Linked DNA regions of Homo sapiens: region 1 is linked to region 2. The links are chromatin contacts, found by Hi-C or POLR2A ChIA-PET in ENCODE. All regions are on one chromosome and are shown on one strand. Each heading gives the region's core, a stretch centred on a gene start or an enhancer-like site at or near the end of the contact. The rest is flanking DNA. Distances are from core to core; before and after follow the strand shown.

Region 1 (2,700 bases), core at 139-2,638, 140 kb before region 2:
GTGGTAGATTTTCAGTGAGTGTTTACTGGAAATGAATAAAACAATGAGTAATTTAAACACAAGTCATGCATATGAAACAAAAAGTATATCATAAGGCCGGGCACAGTGGCTCACGCCTGTAATCCCAGCACTTTGGGAGGCCAAGGTGGACAGATCACGAGGTCAGGAGATCGAGACTATCCTGGCTAACATGGTGAAACCCCCATCTCTACTAAAAATACAAAAAATTAGCTGGGTGTAATGGTGGGCACCTGTAGTCCCAGCTACTCGGGAGGCTGAGGCAGGAGAATGGCATGAACCCAGGAGGCAGAGCTTGCAGCGAGCTGAGATTGCACCACCGCACTCCAGCCTGGGCGACAGAGCGAGACTCCATCTCAAAAAAAAAAATATTTTATACATCGCTGAGCATGGAAATACATAATGAATTTAAATATTACTTATTTAGAAAGTTCAGTTATTGTTCAATGTTCACTGAAATTTTCATAAGAGGTTTCAGTGAGGGGAAAATATTTGAGTTGGGCTTTGAAGTATGGATAGACTATAAATAAATGGATGGGAGGGAGAAAGTTGAGGTGGAGGCAGCTACAGGCAAAGTCATGAGTGGGCAAGAACATGGCTGTGTAGAGTGAAGTGGATTAAAACACTTTCCTAGGAGCCTTTCAACTCTAACTTTGTTTCCCCACAATATGTAGAGGCTCTGCAATCAATGTCTACTAATGTTATGGGTCTTGTTAATATTTAACTTTCTTCAATATAATAACAAATATGGAAACATCATCAGATAAATAATTAAGTCAAAGAATGTAAGAACTAGGAGACCCTTAACATTTCCCAGGGCAATACACATGGTAAATGGCAGACTTGGGTGTGAACAGATATTTCTGGTTTCCATGTTCTTTATTCTTTCTACCTACAAGGTTTGATTCCTCATTTACAAATGAGGAATGAAGTCTGGAGAACTTATATTACATAGGTTTGTTGTTGTTGTTGTGGTTGTTGTTTTGGTTTTGAGACAGGGTCTAGCTCTGTTGCCCAGGCTGGAGTGCAGTGGCACGATCTCGGCTCGCTGCAAACTCCACCTCCTGGGCTCAAGCAATCTTCCTACCTCAGCCTCCTGAGGAGCTGGGACTAGAGGTGCACGCCACCACGCTCTGGCTGATTTTTGTAATTTTTGTAGAGACAAGGTTTCACCACATTACCCAGACTGGTCTCAAACTCCTGGGCTCAAGCGATCCGCCCTCCTCTGCCTCCCAAAGTGCTGGGATTACAGACATGAGTCACTGCACCCGGCCCATAGTTTTTATTAAAGAGCAAATGCAGTCAGGTTTTTGCATTCCAGTTTCTCTGGGAACACAGAATAACAATATATAATATAAATAGAACGCAGATACCAGGCTCTGTCACGCAGAAACAGAAGTCAAAAGCAGAGGAGTAGGTTACGGAGGAAGATGAATCTATTTGGTTTGTGTTGAATTTGAGTTTCTGCTAGATAAGCTTTGGATTTCCAGAGCACCCTTCTCAGAAGATTCTCCAAATTATGGGGAAACCACTTAGAGTTCTGGCAGAAATAATAAACTGTTTGTATATGCGTCTGTTTATTCTAATTCCAAACATTCCTTTTCTCCTTCAGTTAAGTGACCAAGTTGTGAATCGGCCCTTTGACAGTTAGGTATTATGTGTGTGTGCATTTTCTTAGCTTGATAGTTTAAATTACCCTGTAATCATTTGCTTCTTTGAAGGTTTAGGCTGAAAAGAAGACATATGGCACTTCTTAGTCACTCCCACGCTGGAAGATATGCCTGGTCTCTACCTTCACCCACTTGTCTTCATTTCAGTGGAAACCTCATAAAGACCAGGCCCACTGCTTGTCTAAACCTAGAGCTGATGAGAAAAGACAATCCCAATGTTACTGTAAAAGAATATTCTGTGTCCTGCCCCTGACTTTCCCCAGGAATTGGGGCAGAATCTCTCTTCCTTTTCATGAACACATTGCCCACTTAATTTGAGTTAGTGTTTTTTTAAAAAAATAAAATTGAGTTTCTGCAGTCCTTTAAAAAGATGACAAATGTCTTAGAAAAATAAATATTTTCCAGGATGCTCTCATCTTAAGGATAGTTGTGATTCAAGAAATAAGAAAATACAACTGATAAGAAACTCAGATAATATTCTCATTGCCTAAGTTTCTCGATGTGTTGAGAAAGAAAGCTAATAACACTTAGATTTATGTTTAAAAATGTATTTTCATGTTTAATGAAACATATGGGATAGTTTTGTTCTTTAAATAATTTGAAATTTCATAGGTACTTTGTTTCAAATTTCATTTTCATGGTGTCTTTTAAATTGGTTCATTTGGCCATGGACTAATCAGATTTTTTCCTGTTGATCTGCAGGCTAGAGGTTTCACAGTTTTAAGTCTTTTGCATTTTGAACAGTTTCCTTTTAGCCAATTTTTTTTTTTGCCTTTTTTTTGGTTGTTGTTGTTGTTGTTTTGTTTGTTTGTTTGAGACGGAGTCTCCCGCTGTCACCCAAGCTGGAGTGCAATGGCATGATCTCGGCTCACTGCAACCTCTGCCTCCTGGGTTCAAGCGATTCTCCTGCCTCAGCCTCCTGAGTAGCTGGGATTACAGGTGCCCGCCACCATGCCTGGCTAATTTTTGCATTTTTAGTAGAGACGGGGTTTCACCATGTTGGTCAGGCTTG
Region 2 (2,711 bases), core at 113-2,612:
TCCCAGCTACTCGGGAGGCTGAGGCAGGAATCGCTTGAACCCGGGAGGCGAGGGTTGCAGTGAGCCGAGATCGCGCCACTGCACTCAGCCTGGCAGCAGAGCGACACTCCGTCTCAAAAAAAAAAAAAAAAAAAAAAAAAAAAAAAAAAAAAAAATAATGGAAAGCCATCACAGGTTGTCAAACAGAGAAAAAACAATTAAGTGTATATTTCAGAAAGATAATTATATTTTAATGTGTAGGATTGGCTGGAGAGAAGGGGTAGAAAGGCCAGAGAAATGTTGAAATAATTTAAGTAGGACTAATTGGTACAGATTTCTAACAGATAGCTAGAAATACAGATCTAGAGTTTGGAGAAGACAATATGGGAATACAGCTCTAGAAATAAGCCAAGTAGTAAATAATCCACCCAGGGAGGGGATATGATAGCAAAGAAGTATCAAAAGTCAGCATTTCAAGAATGATCTCCCAAACCAGGGGAAAAGTGATTCCAAACCTAGAGTAGGAGTTTTAGGAAGGGAGAAGTCAGAAAAGTGTGAATTGGGCTTAGCAATTTAGAAAGGTTTGTGGAAAAGTGTAGTTGGATGCGAGAGAATAGCGGATGGGAAGAAAACAAAGTAAGGAGACAGGTCATGTTTACCCTGGCACTCAATAAGGTCTGATAATGACTAGCAAGTAGCACCACGGGTGGGTGGGCGGCGGGGTTGTTAAAAATACGTATCTCAGCTCTAACTCAGACCTACTGAATCAGAATCTACATTTTAACAAGCCGCCAGAGAAAAGTAGTTATACCTTTAAAAAATTGACTTGGACCACCGTATTTGCTAAATTTGACAACAGAGAGTAGGAGATTCAGATAACTTGAAACGGAGGAATAGTTCAATGATTAATAGTTCCCAATTTGGCCTCAAGCTTTCTCGTTTTAATTGAAAAACAAGGTTAACTTGCAAAAACCTCGAGATTCTCAGGGAAAAGCAGTGAGGATGACCTAACAGTAGACACCAAACAACCTCACTCAGCCATTCCGCCATGCCCAGCGCGAAAGACTCAGGTTTAAAATATCCGGATTCGGCGCGCCGGATGTCCACGCCAGCTGGCGCGGCATTATGGGAATTGTAGTCCCGGCCCGCTTCCCGATTTACCACAAACTGTTGGGCCCGGAGTCGGAAGAGACCCGGGTTTGGGAAGGACCCCAGGGTCAGGCGTCCTGGTGGAAGGGCGGGCCTCTTTCTCTCTTGCTCAGCAGGGAGTCCAGAGCCCTGGAGGAAAGCCAGCTCAGCTCCGCATCGGCGTCGGCGGTTGGGACGCACACACTCTGCGTCATGGAGGGCTGAGGCCGATGATGAATTCCGGAGTGCCTGTCAGGCTTGCTGTGTCACTCGGCCCGCTCGGCGCGCCCCTTCCCAGCCGCCCTTCCGTACCGGCTCTCGGGCTCTTCCGGTCTCCGGCCGCCCCTTACCTGCAGGCTCTTCTCCCGCCGCGGCCCGGCGCTCTCCGAGTCGCCCCTGCGGACTGGTCTCGCACAGTGCCTGGGCACCGGGCGCCAGACAGACACTGGCCATGACGAGCGGCGCAACCAGGTACCGGCTGAGCTGCTCGCTCCGGGGCCACGAGCTGGACGTACGGGGCCTGGTGTGCTGCGCCTATCCGCCGGGAGCCTTTGTGTCCGTGTCCCGAGACCGCACCACCCGCCTCTGGGCCCCAGACAGGTGAGCGCTGGGAGTCGGGTTGCCCCGGCTGTGTTGCACGCTTCCCGGAGAGTGGAAGGAGAGTGACCCTTCCCTGTCAGTCCTGCCGTCTCTCTCTCCCCCCAGCCTTCCCTCTGCTCTCCGCTCCCTTCCAATTCTCAGACTATTAGAACTCTGTAAGAAACCATCGGGATTTAAGTGGAAAGAGCACAGGGTTGGGGGACCAAAGACCTGCCTTGTTGTGCTAACTTGACCACAGACGAGTCTCCTACCTTTTGGGCCTTCAGTTTTTGGACGATGATCTCCCAAGTTTCTTTTAGACTTGAAAATTTACTGATTGCAGTTGCACCCTCCGAAGTGAGGTAGTTTGAAGGCATCTGAAATGTCCTCTTTTTTTTTTTTTTTCGAAGAAGATGCTCTGTAGTCTTCTGTAAAATTTAATTTTTGAAGACTTTAGTTCTCAAAAATTGCACTGGTGAATCCTCTTTTCGTCCAGGTTAGAATTTTAGTCTGTGGTCTGTGCTGGTCCTGAGGGAGTGAAACCTCTCGGATGTTTTGTTTCTGTGCATGTGCTGTTTCTTGAGGAGAAGCAGCATCCATTGCCTTCAAAGGATTTATCAGAAGGGTTCACGAACCAAAAAAAAAAAGAAGAAAAAGGTTAGGAATCAGTCCTGATCGAGTTCACGGGTTCAGCCCTGATTTGGCTGGTTGTAACAGGATATTTAAGACCTAGAAGACAGATTGCAGTTCAGAGAAAGAAAAATTGAGGTTAGTTATTTTGTTATTTAGTAGGTCTCCCACTGCTAGAGATTTTAGAATTTGAGTCACCATCCATAAATTCAGTTGATAACTGTTGAGTGCCTCCTCTTTGTTTGGGATACTGGAGAGGAATAAAGACAGACAAGTTGCCAGTGTTTCTGGAGCTTTCTTACAGTCTGATGGGGAAGATAGATTAAAAAACAAGCCAATAAATAATTAAAAACTGGCATGTGAAGAAAACATACAGTTAATTAGGTGGAGAGATA

Evidence for each region. Hi-C counts contacts between places; a loop is a spot of excess contacts on that map. ChIA-PET counts read pairs that join two places held with the same protein, here RNA polymerase II (POLR2A).
Region 1: a map of IMR-90 shows a loop between it and region 2 (2.2-fold over the local background). The contact joins the enhancer-like site here to the promoter of PLAA in region 2. A Hi-C loop is called at or near these places in 1 of 168 maps with a recorded cell type or tissue (IMR-90). POLR2A ChIA-PET finds 5 or more read pairs at or near these places in 1 of 52 experiments (OCI-LY7).

The regions. Positions count from the first base shown.
Region 1 is chr9:27,086,104-27,088,803 of GRCh38, reverse strand. No RefSeq gene overlaps it. Among named protein-coding and RNA genes, the nearest start is that of TEK, 22 kb to the left of the region's middle. Within about 2 kb of position 1,388, at least 2 of the 41 ENCODE cell types and tissues checked have a DNase peak (open chromatin) inside an H3K27ac peak, as active enhancers do; they include IMR-90, where a contact is called at or near this core.
Region 2 is chr9:26,945,893-26,948,603 of GRCh38, reverse strand. PLAA (phospholipase A2 activating protein) reads left to right here and starts at 1,362. Exons shown (of 14, transcript NM_001031689.3): 1 at 1,362-1,707. The coding sequence starts at 1,559. It also overlaps a transcript of IFT74 not described here. RefSeq lists enhancers at 1,039-1,348, 938-1,611, 1,609-1,868, 1,612-2,287.